Regions from separate parts of the Mus musculus genome. Here region 2 is linked to region 1. Evidence: chromatin contacts called from ENCODE Hi-C or POLR2A ChIA-PET data. All regions are on one chromosome and are shown on one strand. The core of a region is the stretch at or near the end of the contact, and the rest is flanking DNA. Distances in the headings are between cores, read along the strand shown.

Evidence for each region. A loop is a pair of places that touch in the nucleus more often than their neighbours do. ChIA-PET counts read pairs that join two places held with the same protein, here RNA polymerase II (POLR2A).
Region 2: a loop to region 1 is called in a map of gastrocnemius, with 6 times the contacts of the local background. The contact joins the enhancer-like site here to the promoter of Hivep2 in region 1. A Hi-C loop is called at or near these places in 13 of 37 maps with a recorded cell type or tissue (T-helper 1 cell, T-helper 17 cell, gastrocnemius and 3 more). POLR2A ChIA-PET finds 5 or more read pairs at or near these places in 2 of 5 experiments (Patski and embryonic stem cell).

What each region holds. Positions count from the first base shown.
Region 1 is chr10:13,963,754-13,971,479 of GRCm38, forward strand. It overlaps Hivep2 (human immunodeficiency virus type I enhancer binding protein 2), which reads left to right and starts at 2,626. Exons shown (of 9, transcript NM_010437.2): 1 at 2,626-2,944.
Region 2 is chr10:14,082,559-14,090,284 of GRCm38, forward strand. All of the region lies in intron 2 of Hivep2 (human immunodeficiency virus type I enhancer binding protein 2), which reads left to right. Among named protein-coding and RNA genes, the nearest start is that of Gm51759, 41 kb to the right of the region's middle. Within about 2 kb of position 3,037, at least 2 of the 3 ENCODE cell types and tissues checked have a DNase peak (open chromatin) inside an H3K27ac peak, as active enhancers do; they include gastrocnemius and left cerebral cortex, where a contact is called at or near this core.

The sequences.
Region 1 (7,726 bases), core at 1,376-3,875:
CCAAAGCAAAGCTGCCTGCTACTCTCTCTGTTTGCTCAATTTCTGAGTGCTTGGGCAGCTGCTCTGTTGTGTTTGCTGAAAAGAAATTGGATTCTTAAAGAAACGGAGTAATCTTCTCTATTAAGCAATTAAATAAAACGGACTTTTAGCGTGTGGACATGAAAGTGGGAGAAAGAGGGAGAGTGTGGGGGTGGAACTTTTTAAAAATCACATTTGGATTTTAAAAGATGTAACTTAAAATGATGCTTGGTAGATTTTTTTTTTCTATTAAGGCTTTCTAGTTTAAGGCAACGGGCAGCTGAATATCAAGGAACTTACACAATGAAAGGAGAGGTTGCTTAAATGGAAGCAGGCCGAGTTTGAGATCCATTTAAACACACACACACACACACACACACACACACACACACACACACACACACACACACACACAGAATTAAGTTTATTGCATATCTCCAACTTTTCTTCTTCCAAAAGCGACTAAAAGTGCATTTTGTAGAGTTGCTCTTCACAGCAATGCTGTCACAACATGGGGACTCTCATAATACTGTTTATAGGTCAAAACCAAAACCAAAACCAAAACGAAACCAAAGGCGTTTTTCTCCAACTCATTAAAGAGGCGGCCCTTCCTTTTTAATATATTCACTTGTAATGAGAAGGGTAGCGATTTTTTTTTTTAATGTCTTGACATTCGGTAACTGTGAAAACTGTGAATGGAAACCTAAAACATCTTAGTTATTATCTGCCTTAAAGCAGAACCAGAGTTCAAGTCTCAGGCCCGGAATTCCAGAGGCTAATTTCCACCCCTCCCACGGAGTCACCTGCTCCGGGGGAACCCCGGCCAGAAAGCCGGGTCGCGCCAGGTCAAATCTTGTGCGTCTCTTGTTTACTCCGCCCCGGGCAGGGCGGCGGCGCGGACAGGCGGGTGGGGAGAGGGTGCTACGGCCCCGGGAGCTCCTGAACGCTCGAATCCAAAGAGTGGGCGGCGCGCGGTCGAGCTCCGTGGAGAGCCCACCCGGAGGAGGCGCTCCGGGCGCCGGCACCGCCCAGAAGCCAGTGTCTGCGCTCCAGCGCAGCGACCTCTTGGGAACCTCCCTTGAGGGTGCACACGAGTCCACACACGCTGGGTAACGGCCCGAGGGAGCCCCGGTGTCCCCCGGGTGTTGCCGGGCTGGGGAGGAAGCCAGAGTCCCGGCCCCTACTCGCTTGGGATTCCCTTCCCCTCCCCCAGCCCCGCCCAGCTCTCCCAGGGCTGGGTGTGATTTCAGTCCCTAGCAGAGAACCAGAAGCGCGCAGCTGGAGGTGGCAGCTCGCCCCCTTTCCCCCGCTCGGCCCCCCAGGAAGCCGGCAGCTGCTCCCCGCACCGCTGCCCTAGCCTATTTGAATACCCAGACGAGGGCGGGCGGCTTCCTGAGCAGGGTGCACCCGGGGCGCCCTGGGGAGTGACCCCGGGGAAAGCAATTGGGGCGTTTCGAGCTCGTGAAAACTTCGTGCTTCCGCCCCGGCACGGAAAATGCTAGTGAAACACACTGTGAGCTCCAGGGGCTGCAACATAATTCCCCACCACCACCCGAATTGTTAACAAAATCGTGAGTGCAGCTGGAGGGTGAAGAGGCGAGAAATCCTTGGTACGCGGGCAAAATGTAAGGATCCCACAGATCACAAGGAACCAGTACGTGGGAAAGGGGGCTAGAGAGGGAAGGGAATGGGCGCGAAGGAGGTTTCCACACCCTAGTAGGAAATTCTCAGACCGCTCCAGACTCGCCAGTGTTTCTGCGTGGCAAGCCGATACCCGCTCTCAGCGGAGATCTCGGCTCCGAGGCAAGAGAGCGCGACCGCGACCTTCCCTCCCCGCGCGCCCGCATCAGGGCCAGTCCGGGTCGCACATCCTTCGCCCCGCTGGCCTGCTCCAGACTGGTTTTTCTGGTTCAGCCTCCCTCCCAGGGACGCGCTGGGGGATCCGATGACGTCGCTGGCTGAGTCTCTCCCTCTTCCTCCCTCCCTCCCCTCTCCCCCGCCCGCCCTCGCCGCGCACTCCTCCTAGTAACTTCTGTTCGGGGAGGCGCTGCCAGGAATAACCCGGTGCGTCCACAGCCCGGAGGGGAGGTGGCCGCTGCGGCTCCCGCACGCCGACAAACTGCGGCCCGGGTCCTGCGGCTCAAGCCCCAGCCTAGCGGCCCTGGCCCCCGCCCTGGCTCCATCTCCTAACAGTGTCCGAAAATAAATAAATATATAAATAAAGACAAGAGGAGCCTGGGCTGGCGGTGGGGATCGCCTCCCTCCCTCCTCCCTCCCTCCACGCCCGCCCTCCCTCTGTCCTTAAGGAAATGCTACCAGACACCCCCCACCAGACACGCTCAGCCTGGGCGAGGAGCAGCCGCCGCAGCAAGAACAAGGGCACCGGGGGGCTTTCCTCCCCTCCTCCTCTCTCTCCTCTTCCTCCTCCTGCGCTGCGGTGACTTTACAGGTGAGCGGCCGCCGCGGCTGCGAGGATCCCCCCCACCGCCCGCCGCGTCGCGCCCTCCTTCGGCCGCTGTCACCCGGACTGCCGGGAGCTGACAGCCGCCCGAGGGGCTCGCGGCCGGGAGGCTGGCGGCCGGCGGGAGGCGGGCTGGAGGTGAGGGGGTGGAGAGCTGGAGAGCGGGGCGCCGCCGTGCGCTGTCTCTCCCCGGTGGAGGAGGGTCTCCGCAAAAAGAGAAAGAAAAAGGAAAAAGAAAAAAAAAAAAAGACATCTTCGGTGACTGTGGCACAAGTATTTGCCAAGTTGAGTCTTGGACATTGAAGCTTGCCCGGAGCCCGAGCAACTTGAAAGGTCCTCTGGCTGGGTAGCAGCCTCCCTCCACGCTTCGACTCTTGGGTACTGGGTGCAGCCCTGGGGTGCGTGGAGGGCGCACCGGCCGCTGGCAGAGCAGAGCGGCGGGAATCTAGGTCCCTTCTCGGCTCGGTAAGTGGCCTCGGTTCTGTGTTTTTCCTGCCTGCACCAGAGATCGAGCTTGTTTCACTTTACCCTGAAATCGCCTTCGCCCAACTCCATCGCCCCCTTCGCGGCGCGCGCCCCCGGCCGCTTTCCTGGTGGCCCAGGGGTAAGGGTCGGAGGAGGCGGGGATGGGGGAGACCTAAGCAAGGGGGGGGGGGTCGGGCGCATTAGGAAATGCGGGGAATACCCTGGCCGAGGTTCTATGCAGATGAGGGGAGGCTGCTTTGCGTAATGTCCTGGGGGGAGGGGGCCGCGCGGGAGCGCTGGAGGCAGGAATGTGCCTGGTTACTAATGAGGGACGTGCACCGGCGCGCACCGCCGGGCCACCGCTGCGGCTGCCGCGGCCGGCGGTCCGTTGTCAAGTAGCGGGGGAGGGGGCGCGGCGCGGCGCGGGGCTGGGGGCGGTGCGGGCGGGAGGGCGAGCGGGCGAGCGGACGGCAAGGGCCGGGCTGCCGGCCTGCGGCCGAGCGAGCGCAGCGGAGGCGCTGGCGCTGGGCATTTCTGTGACTCCTTTCTCCTCCCGAGCGAGGAAGGAAGGAAGGAGAGAAGGAAGGAAGGAAGCGAAGAAGGAGGGGACTGTCTCCATGGAAGGTTCAGGCGGAGGCGCCCTCGCCTTGCGGGTGCACCGGCCGCAGAGCGGCTCCAGCCGCCGCCGGCTGGCCCCCGGCGCTTGGAGACGGGTGGGGGCGGATTGCATGCTTGTTTGTGCTTCTGGTCGGGGGATCGGGAAGAAACATGTGTGTTTGGGCAGTGCACCGCGAGGAGCTGGGTCTGCGCCTTTATGTCTGTTCCCTGAAGTGGGTGGAACGTTGGCCCGTTCCGGGAATGTTCCATGACGTGGTGCAGCCACAGGAAGGGGGTTAACGAGGGGCTCTCTGCCGCGGCGGCTCTGCTGGCTGCTATCAAAGCAGATGTGCTGCTGCCGCCGCACCTCTCACCTCCCTTCACCCCCAACCCCCTCCTTTCCATTCTGTGCGTCTGGTGCTGGTAGGGCTAAGACAGGAAAACATAGCGTCTATGTATGTGTGTGTGTGTGTGTGTGTGTGTGTGTGTGTGGTGAGGGTGATGTGTCTGTCGTATTTGGTGGGGGAACGACTCCAGATCAGCCTTGCCATCCCAGCTGTTATCACAGATCGGTGCGCTTTATACGCATGTGCCTCCCGCGTCCTGTCCCTCTTACATAACATATCCAGTGCAGCAGAGGACAGGAGAAAATGCGACCCCAACCCTCCACGCTCAGTCTCTGTGGAGGCTAGAAGGTCGGAGAGGGTCTCTGGATGTTGTGCTGCAGGGATGCGGCTCCCAGTGGGGAAGAGACCGAGGGGAAGCAGGGTCTCTTGTAGTGGTTCCTCAGTCGCCTACTTGAAAGCATCTAAGTGCAAAGGACTGCAGGAACTAGTCCTCTGAATGCGAAAGCTTTTGACTTGCGTCGCCAAGGGAAAGTGGGCGCTCTCACCTCGGAGACGCAGAGAAGAGAAAGGGTCTGTAATACAGTCGCCTGGAGGAGACCCGCAGAAACGTGCTTGGGCTGAGAACAGAGGGCAGAGGGGTTAGCATAGAGGCGACCAGAGGAATCTCTTGATAATAGGTTACACTGGAAACCCCAGGACACCTGTAATGGCTTAGAATTCACACAGGAAGCTGTGTGTGCAACTGACATTGCAAAACCCTTATGCTCTGCACAGTTATTTAGGCCTAAAATGAACACAGAGAGGCTTGCTTCCGGTCCTTTCATTATAATAGAAAAATTGAACTGATTTTTTTCGTTCTTCCTTTTCTGCCATTTTAAAAATAACTCTATTTAAAAACTATATTGGTACTTTCTTCCACTTCCAAAGCAAGACTTCAATAACTCACAGGAGGGCTGTTTTTGTTTCTTCTTCTTCTTCTTCTTCTTCTTCTTCTTCTTCTTCTTCTTCTTCTTCTTCTTCTTCTTGTCAATGCAGAGTCCTTTTCGAGGGCTATTTTTTTCTCTTCAGCAGTTTCTTTTGCCTGAATAATCAAACCCAGAAATTACTTGAAGTATTAATAAGATTCATACTAATTACATTTTCAGTACCCCCCCCCCCAGAAAAAGGCCATGGAACTTTAGACCCATTTCCTTTAGTGATAATGATTCTATTTGTCCTTGAGCAAACCAAGTTGTTTTAGATATATTCACATATCGTTACATACATAAATGTGTTAGGATCTGTGAATGCCTGGTTGCTTATATGTCTTATAGGCATGCCAAGATACAATGTTACAAGTTACCTAAGACGGTTGTATAATGGGCTTGCTGGGTTTGAGTTTTAGGATGCGGGTCCAGCAGTTTTATTAAAACTGGAACGCTGTGCATGTGAATAAGGTAGAACTCATTTTTTATTGCTAAGAGAAAATTCTGGTGGAGCCCTAACGAGTCGTGATATCAGGTTACAACTGCATTCTTATTCCAAGCAGTCAGGGAGTCTGCAATATCCACAGACGGACAGTGTGCTTCGAGTGTCATAATCTCTTTGACCACTAGGCTTGAAGTGGGCAGTATAGTTCTCATGTGCAGAAAAATAAAACATTATGATTACAGTATATATAATTAAAATAAATGTTATGATAAAATAAATAGTACAGGGCCGACTCTTTTGAAAATTATCTAATATAGTTTTTTTTGCTTTGAGAATAGGAGGGGCATAACACAATTGACATCTGTAATGTGTTTCAGTGATTGTATTTTATTAGATTAATTATTAGTACCAACTAATATTTATGTATTTAAAGTTGCTTAAAATTAAGTAGATTAAAGTTGATTTGGGACAGTTAAGGAGGATGGTAGTCAATATTAATGATAGTACAGATTTAGGATATGTACTGTTATATACTATAAATATAAGACAGATTATATTTTAACTGGTTAGATGGGGGGTTGGCAAAATAGTATTGACATAGATAAAACATTTCTGTAATAAATGCCATAAGAAGAATTTATTTCTGGTAACATGTCACATAAGGAAATGGTCCTGTTTGGCTACATTGGAAGGTTACCTAGCAGAATCTCTTGATTGATCAGCTCCCTTTCCATGGGATGCATTTACAGATCTTCTTGTTACTATGAAACAAAACAGAAGACAACATATACGCAGGCGTGCCTTGGAGAGTAATAGCGCATGTGTCAGCTTGAACTGTTGGCACTGTGACATTATTCAGAAGTCAGGTTGAGTGCCCTATGCTTATTCCGGTAAAATGATGAATTTTATTTTATACTTCGGCAGTGTGTTGTGTCTCTGTGTGTGTGTATGTCTTTGTGTGTGTGTGCGCGCGCTAAGGACTTCATTTCAGCCACAACAACAAATAATAAGTTTGCTATTTGTGTTTCTTTTCAGCTCTTGACTTGGTACCTGTAGCTAGCAGAGTTTACTTTGAAAACTTCAACATAGGAAAGACTGGTAGAAAATATTTGGCATGGTGAAAGTGTGGCGCAGTATTAGATGTGAAGTATTTGTAACCTGGCGTGGTGACTGTTCTAATACTGGGAATGTGGCTCACAGCAGTTGGATATGTGCTGTGGGTCGAAAGGCTTGCTCCTCTCCTGTTAGCTATCATACAGTTTTCACACATTACTTCACACCAATGCAGGGAGAACTTTTTGTTACTTTAGTCCTTTATATCAGACCTGCAGGTGGAGAAGTGGCTCTCTTGTATACCTCTACTTGAACATTTCAGAATTAGACTTCTCATTTACGAAGTTGCATGTGAATTCACTGTGGGTCTGTGGTTTGACTAAGCCTTGGTATGTTGGTGTTGTGACTTTTAGAGTGGCATCAGAGAGAGGAGCCAAGGGAGTTTGCTAACTCTGCTTCCTGGAGTTCGGGTTTCATCTGGAACCTCAAACTGTGCAGGTTAAGTGGGTGTGTTTTAGTCACTGAAGGTCTTCACTAATGCTGATGCTTTCGTGAGGGTTTTTCTTTGAAACTGTGGGTGAACATAGAGTATTAAAAAAAACAATAGGGAGGGGCTGGAGAGATGGTTCAGTTGTTAAGAGCACTGACTGCTCTTCCAGAGGTCCTGAGTTCAGTTCCCAGCAACCACATGGTGGCTCACAACCATCTGTGATGGGATCTGATGTACTCTCCTGGTGTGTCTAGAGAGCAACAGAGTACTCATATGGATAAAATAAATAAGTCTTTTTTTAAAAAAGAAAAAAACGATAGGAAGGCTTTTATGATAACAAAGTTGTATGTGCTTGAAGGAAATGTCTGAGAAATGGTGTTACTTTCTTACTGGTTCCTGGTGTCACAACAGAGCGGTGCTGCCTTTGTGTTGTTATGGTAAAACTTAAACAGTTTGAAAAATCAGTATTTGGTAAAGGTGTTAGACAGCTTTTAGGTCGTTTGGAAAACTATTTTAGCATTAAATTGTTGTGACCTAATCTAAAGCTTCACAAAGGGGATGTGTTTCTTGTCCCCATTCAAATTTGACTTCTCTGTGATGATCCAGTAACGTGGGCCTTGGTTGGCTATGTGTTTGAACTGAACCAGAGCTGATTGAGTTTCTGTCACCTTGGTCTGGAAGCAAGAGTCAAGTAAAGAAAAGAGGATGGGAAAGTTTTGAAAGAACAATGTAATTGTCATGAGGTTGGGAGATGTCCCTGTGTTCTGGGGCTGAAATCAAGCCAACGGGGGTGGAGGGCTGATAGCAAGAGAGAAGCGATAACAAGATAAGGCCAGACCTTGAGGGTCAGGCCTCCTCCTAGGCAGGTTGTGACCGCATGAATGA
Region 2 (7,726 bases), core at 1,787-4,286, 120 kb after region 1:
CTGCCTGTGGGCTCTTCGAAGGTTCCCTTGCTGGAGTCCTAGAAATACTTAGTTGGGACTTTTCAAGGGGACCAGAGGTCCTGTGTGAGCAGGAACAAAACTTGTAGTTAATTGGTGTTAATGTTGCTACATATGTACTTGCCTGGATGCTGGGATGGTCTGGTTGTGTCAGCAGTCCATTTCCAAGTCAGTAAATCCTCCCTTCTTTTCTGTCATAGGGAAAAGGAAGGCCATTTCTAGCAATGTTTTTCTCTTATGATTGCAAAGGAGAAGAATGGTTTTATTTCTCTTTGCAACTGTTCTCCATGAAGAAATAAGGGACATAACTCAGTGACTGTAGCTAGATGAAACAATCATGGGGCTTATCATTATCCAAGGGTGGGACTCTCACATGCAAATGGAGAGAATTCAGTTAAAGAAAACAATGGCTAGGTCTCACTAACCTCCTAGCTGCCTGTTCGCCTTCCTGCCTTCCTTTATTAGAGGAAGAGCCAATCAAGGTAGCTATAGCAGCATCCCTGGCTTTGCTGTCAGCCAAGGTCATAGCTGCTAGCCCTCTCTGTTCACAAAATGTCTTTATGACATAACAAGTCAAGATGATGCAGGCATTAGACATATGTACCATCTCTTGTTCATAATTGCTAACGAAGACTTTAAACTTCACTTGTAATTTGGATATGGATGTCTCATAATAATTTTTTAAAAAGTAATCCAGTTTTTTTCCTGTTGCATAGTTAAAAATATTATGCCCTGCAGGGCCCACAGACATCAGATAGGGAAAGAGAACAGAACTGATTTCATGTATATATCAGGAGCATTTATTCGTTCATTCATTCATTCATGCACTCATTCATTCATTCTGGATAGGGATTGATTGGTTGAGTTTTGTTCTCAATTCCAATAAAGGCAAAATAAATACTCACAAATGCATTTTCCTGAGAGTGCTCAACAACATCTTGCCCTTCTTTTCTGCTTCTGTCTCTCTTCTCCCTCCTTGACAGTGGAACTCCCAGGGAAGCAGGCAGATAAGGAAAGCTCAGAGACTCTTGCTCTCTCTTGCTCCTCTCTTGCTCTCCTGCCCTTGCTCTGTCCTCTGTCCTCTCGCCTCTTCCACCGTCTCTCTCTGTGTTCTCATGACCGGTCTCTACTCCTCTACTTCTCTACTCTCTCTCTCCCCGTCTGCCTTTCTTTGACTCTACTACCCTCTTAACTCCCCTCCCCATGCCCTTAATAAACTCTATTCTATAAAAAAAGGAGAGCTCAGAGAAACAGGAACCAAACCCTCTCCTTCGTGTTCTTTCTGGGTCTCTCCCGAAGTCTTGGTGGCATCCGCAGTTCACTTTCATATCAGTAAATACTCTCATTGGCATAGGTACTAAAAGGATTCTTCTAGAAATCCATTGATTGGAGAGGGTAGGAATGGTTTTATTTCTCTCTTTGACTCTTGTCTGTGAGGGAGCAGAAAGACGGTCATGGCAGCAAGAGGATGGAGAAGTCCTAGGCCACACAAAGACCCATGTTGTACCATAACACATCAAGGCCTTAGGGCCTGGTAGAAGAGGAAGTCAAAGAACTTTCCTTTCTTCACCATGTGACCTTCTGCCATTTCACCTGATTTTCATGTCAATAAATGGGCACCTTTGTCTTCATCAGGAAGTCTTTGACTATGATGAAGTCCATGCCCATGCAGGTCTTGATGGCTCCTCCTGCCTGCGCTTTCTAGGCCTAGCAGAAGTGATGAGTTGTGACAGTCTTCAGGAGTGCTTGCCCCAGTGTCACCCATCATTACATGCTTGTCCTACTAGTACCAATAAAAAAAGTTATTAACCCCAGATTATTTAATTCATTTTTAATGGGCATATTCAAATCTATGCATGTCTTCCCTTATGGTTGACACATCTTTTCAAAAATACAATGAGCTTGCTTAAATGAATTCAGGAACTCTTCCCATGTTATGTCTCTCTGACTTTTAGATGAATCTTAAGTCAGAAACATCAACTGAAAAATACAGACCTAATGGCCTGGTAAAGGTGGCCACTTTAAAGGTGGTAAATGGTGCCAATTTAAAGCACCAAGTAATTCTAATGGAGCCATTACTTTTATCTCCATTTAACAGATTAGAAAAGTGAGGCACAGAGAGGTTAGGTAGTTCACCTGATGCTATGATTTGTTCATTGAGTGTGGGATATGATTCAAAGCTGATATTCTGGCCCAGATCCGCATGATCTGGCCTGGATGTCGCATGCCTCTTGTTATTACATCAGTGCTGTACACCAGGGTTTCTTTGGATTGCGGAATGAGTGTGTCTGTAAGAAGGGAGCCTTTGGATGGTCTGTGGTGTTGTCTATGTAGTCTTAGGAGGGCCTCTCCCCGTCTCTCTGAAAGATACTGTTGTCATTTGGTTCTAAGCCTGTTCCACTTTATTGCCTTTTAGTATGAGGGCAGGAAAAACAGGTTCTTACTTAAAATTGGAGTTGTTATGGAAGGTGCCAGGTTTGGACTGTCTTCGTATTTCAGGGATGTGACAAGCCTTTGCTATTGAAGCTTTCTAGTTGGCAGCGTTAGTAGGTGCACGTTGACATTTCTGTCTACATTCCTGTGTCTTAGAGGGAAAATAAGTTTGCCAGTGTTTATCTTCCTGAGTATTACTTGACATTAGTGCTGCCCGAGAAGCCAAACTTGCTTGAACCAGTCACCCAGATGGCCAGACTGGGTGGCGAACCTGCCTTAACGATGCTCGGCGGTTGACACGTGGGGCTGTGAGGTGTGCTGCTCCCTCGTCTGTGCCAGGCATGCAGAGCGTGTTCTTTGATGGGGTGAGACAGATGGTACCCTGCAATCTAAAATGATGAGGCAGGAAAGAAAAGTTGAAAAAAAAAGTAGAGAAAGGGCATTTGATTTTCTAATTCACATTTCGGAAGTGAATTCGAGCCTCTGTGATTGACTAACACATGCAGTGTTGCTCTAAGACATGAATCCATTAGCGTCTGTTTGAACAGATCTGAGTAATCGGCAGGAAGCAAGCTTTTCCTTCATGGCTACTGTCCCAAATTTCATGGGGTTGCCTCCAGATCCAGATTTGGGCCCTTGAAAGACAGCGCAGATCAATCTAGATTTTCAGAGTAACACATCCCATACCACCCATCTCAACCAACAGAGGACAAAGGGCTGACTTTCATTTTCATGCTAGAATATATATTTAGATATTTCTACACATACATGTATCAATAGGAGTGGGGGGGGGGGGTACAAGTGCCTGGCGAAGTAGCCATGATAAGGATAATTAATCAGTCTTCATACAGCTGCTTCCTGACATTTCTGCAAATCGTTGTGGAAAAATTAATGAAGGTTAAATCAGTAATGGTTTCAAGCTTGGCCAGTGGAAAGTATGACACTGTTTCCATCAGCAAGTAAGTTGGGCTGCTTTTTTTTTTTTTTTTTTTCTTTCTTTCTATAGGGGAAGTGGTTTGCTGTGCATTCTTCACAGGAACTGGAAAGGCGCAGCTGGCCTGTGTGTGCTGCAGGTATGCAGGAGCATTCTGGGAGTGCTCCACTGACTGCCTTTGATCGACGGCACTGACTTGCCTCTTGTGCCGCTTGTAGAACAGGAATATTCTTTCTACAAGTTTTATTTGAAAGATCCAGTGAGAACGCAGGCCTTCTGTTGGCCTGCCATCCAGAGAGGCCGATGCTCTGTGAATGTGAACTTTAGGAGGTAGAGTGTGGAATTTATGACAAACAGAAAGTGAAACTCACCTCGTCCAGTTTATTTTTCAAGCTGAAGGTGGTTCAGCACAAGCCCAGTTCACATCCTGCGTAACCCTATGGGATTTCCCCAGCAGTAGTTAAAAATTTTCCCATAGGGTCACACAGGATGTGAATTAAGTAAACACTTAACAGGCACGATGAAAGGAAATCAGCTTTCTAAATGGTCCTTTCACTGTTAGCATCCTGTCCTTATTAGAAACCTGGGTAAGGGCCACGCAAGTGTCTCTTTCTCAAGCCATGACATTATTAATTGAATGTATTAATCTTCTTTGTTACATAAGACATGCATTTTCTTATAGAAGAAACGGAATCTCTCATGGGCATTTTTCATGTGTGTTTGACTTGTATGTGTGGGGGCTGGTTGTATATATGAGTGTGTCCGTTTGCATTGAGGCCAGAAAGCAACCTCAAGTGTCATACATACACCTTATCTTTTTGAGGCAGGGTCTCTCGTGGACACTATGCCATGTCTCTTTAGCTGTCTTCTTCAGTGTCACCTTCAAGTGGTGGCAGTAGAGGAAAATCAAGCTCTATAGCCTGGCAAATAACCCAGGCCCAGTACATCTTTATTACCATCTATTAAATACATCTATCTATATTATTTATATCAGTATTATCTATCTATCTATCTATCTATCTATCTATCTATCTATCTATCTATCTATCTATCTATCTAATTATGAGGTACAGATGAATAGATAGATGAAAGTTATATAGATATAATTTTGATCTACCTATTATGTCCTCATCTGTGCTTTGAGATCTAATTTAAATGTCACTTCTTAATATACCTTTTTTTTTTTTTTTTGTGCAGTTCCTCCGGGTACCTAAAACATACACATTTTGCCCATGGTGTTCCTCTACTGGTTTAGATAATTCTTTACTCTTAAATTATGTTAGCTCTCACCATTCACATGGAAAAGTGTGAATTTAGTGATCTTACACTTATTGGTAAAGTTTTATTTCTCTTTTTGTAAGACACACTCAACATAAAGTCCAGCTTAGTACTAAAGATACTGTGCACTTCCTGTACACAATGCTGGGAAGGGGCCAGCGTTTGCTGGAAGTGGAAGAATTTAGGTCTGACCCTGGGGTTGTTACTACATGGTAACTGCCTGTCATCTCTGAATGAACAAAGCATTACTCTACAGGGAAAGTGAAATAAGTAAGAATGGGGTTCTGAAAGTGTGCTTTCTACCACCGAGCCGCAGCCAAGCGTTTTTGTGGGAAGGGGTGGAGGTGTATACATGTATGTGTGCATGCTTATGTGCAGCCCGAAGACAATCTTTCATTTCTCACTGCCATTTACCTGGCTTTTTCCAGTTAAGGTTTCCACCGAGGTTAGGACCTTCGGTGTAACTGATTCTCTTAGACTTACTGACTAGCAATTCCAGAGAGTCTCCTGTCTTTGCTAACACTGTGAGTTTTTTATATGAGTTCTGGGGAATAAATTTAGGTTCCCATGCTTGTATAATAAGCACTTTACACACTGAGCTATCTACCCGGGCCCAAGTGTGCTTTTTTTTTTTTTTTTTTTTGTTAAGCTCTAGCCACTACTGTCATAGTACCTTATTTAGAATTTTCCAGTTGGCTAATTACCAAGCGATCTTTAAAGGCAGGCACTGTTAGGTTTCTGAAACATATAGACCATCTGAGTCTCAGGAGAAAATTCAGGTTTTCTCCAGAGGTAAGTTCATGCTTTCGTTTTACTACGACGGAATGTCTTTTGAAGGTCACACAGATCCACTTGCTCTGGGATTGTTGATTTCCTTCAAGGGTAGAGGCAGTACTCTTCAGCTCCATTCCACAAGGACCTCCTCTTGAGCTGCTCAGGCCTGACTCATTCAGCAGACCCCAATCCTCTTCCTGTTTGCCCATCATTCGCCCTCCCCATCTCCTCACCTCTTCCCCACCCTTCCCCTTTTCTTTCTCCATATTCCTTGATGCCACTGAGAAAAAAAAGTAGGGAATTTAAATAAACATTTATCTAGAATCAGATTGCCTTAATCTCTGATGGCAGCCAATTCTTTTCTTTGCTGTTGTAGACTGATTGTTTCCAAGCAGTAAATTATGATTTAGAGTCCTGAGCACGAGAGACTTTGAACCAAGGAAGCTTCCGAGGAGGGTAAAGTGTCTACTGTTGTTGGAGGTCTTAGATCCAGTTTGTGTGGTATAAATGGCAAGTTAGTGTAAGAGAGAAAAATGCAGGGGGTAATGGATAGTATTGGACGACCTGGGTCTTTGAGAGAGAGAAGCCGTCTGCCCTAATATGCAGAGTGCTAGAAAACCATGAACACCACATGGGAAGAGGTGGTGTGTAGGAAGAGCATAGTGCGGTGGGAAGGTCTTCATAAATGAGGCTGGAAATCTGGACAGGTGCTAAGAGTGTGGAGTGAACTGGAGATTGTCAACAATTGAAAGGGGATATGATTACAGAGGCTTGTGCCTATGCAATGTAATTAAAGAAGTTAATTAAGGAAATTCAAGAAAGAAACAAAACAAAACAAAACAAAACAAAACAAAACAAAACAAAACAAAACAAAACTACATGCTGGTCATGGCCGAACTGAAGGCAAATAAGAGCAGAGTTGGAGACTTTGCTCATTAAATCATTGTCGTGAGCCCCTGGCTCTCCTGAGATGCATAACTGTTGTTGAACTCAGGCATTTCCAAGCCTCATCTCTGCCTGTCAGAGTTTTCAAGCCCTAATTTACATCTACCAGCTGCATAAGTGTTTCCTTCTCAACCCCAGCTCATAGCAGCCTCTCCTTTACTGTGCTTGGATAGTATTATTATAAATGCAACGGCACTCAACTTGATCTTCAAGGCTATAATTTACATTTTCATCTGCATGCATACTTGTCTTCCAAAAGAGATACCAGACTGATGTAGAATATGAATATATATGTATAGTCACACACACACACATACACACACACACACACACACACACACACACACACTTATATAAAGCAGGTAAAAAGACCTCAATGTATGTACTATGATATAAAGGAAGATTTTGCCTTCCCTATGTCATCGTGGGATTACTAGATGGGACAATGGGGAAGAAGTATAAAACACTGTCCTTAATCTTCATTTAAGATGAAGATAATTGAGTTAGGTATTTTGTTCAGAAGATTAGCAGTACGATAAAGGTTTGGGATTAAATAAGGAATGTTTTGGGATTCTCAATTTTCTTAAAGAAGATTATGCGTGTACCCGATAAGTTTGCCACCACTTATTAGGCACTTATTAGGGTTTACAGTTATTGTGCATTTAGAGGTCAGAGGACAGTTCTCAGGAGTCAGTTCTCTCCTGCCACCTTGTGGGATGCAGCGATCCAACTCAGATCAGCGGAACTGTCTGTGAAGGCTTTCTCCGCAGAGCCTTCCCATTGGTGCCTCCATTGTGTTATAGCAGGACACACTGAGTCTGAAAACCTATCCCTTCCTTGCACACTCTCTTCCCTGCAGGCCAGAGCGCTAACCACTGCCGCGCTGCAGCAACATGGACACGTTTCCATCCTCACTGATCAGTGTGCCACTGTCTTTGGCTTTTCTCTGTGAACTATTTTTTCCTATTAGTGTTTTCTTTGCTCTATCTGTTTGGGTTTTCAATGAGCACACATAGTGATGGGTTTATTGCTAGTACTTTGTATGTAGTTTCTTTTGGTTGATCTTCCTTTCCCGCCCAGCCCCTCTAACCTCTGTCCATTCCAGGTTACATGCGTCCTACTACCCTTTCCTCCAACTCTTCCTTAAAGCTACTTTATTCCCGCTCTTGATCACCTTTCTAGTGTCATGAACTCCCCCCCCCCACACACACACATAAACGCATACTATAAAGATTAAAAGCCAAGACCCATGAGAAAGAGTATACAGTGTCTGTCTTTCTGAGTCTAGGTTACCTGACTCAATATAATAACTTACAGTGCTAAAGCCGGCGAAAAGCCTCAGTC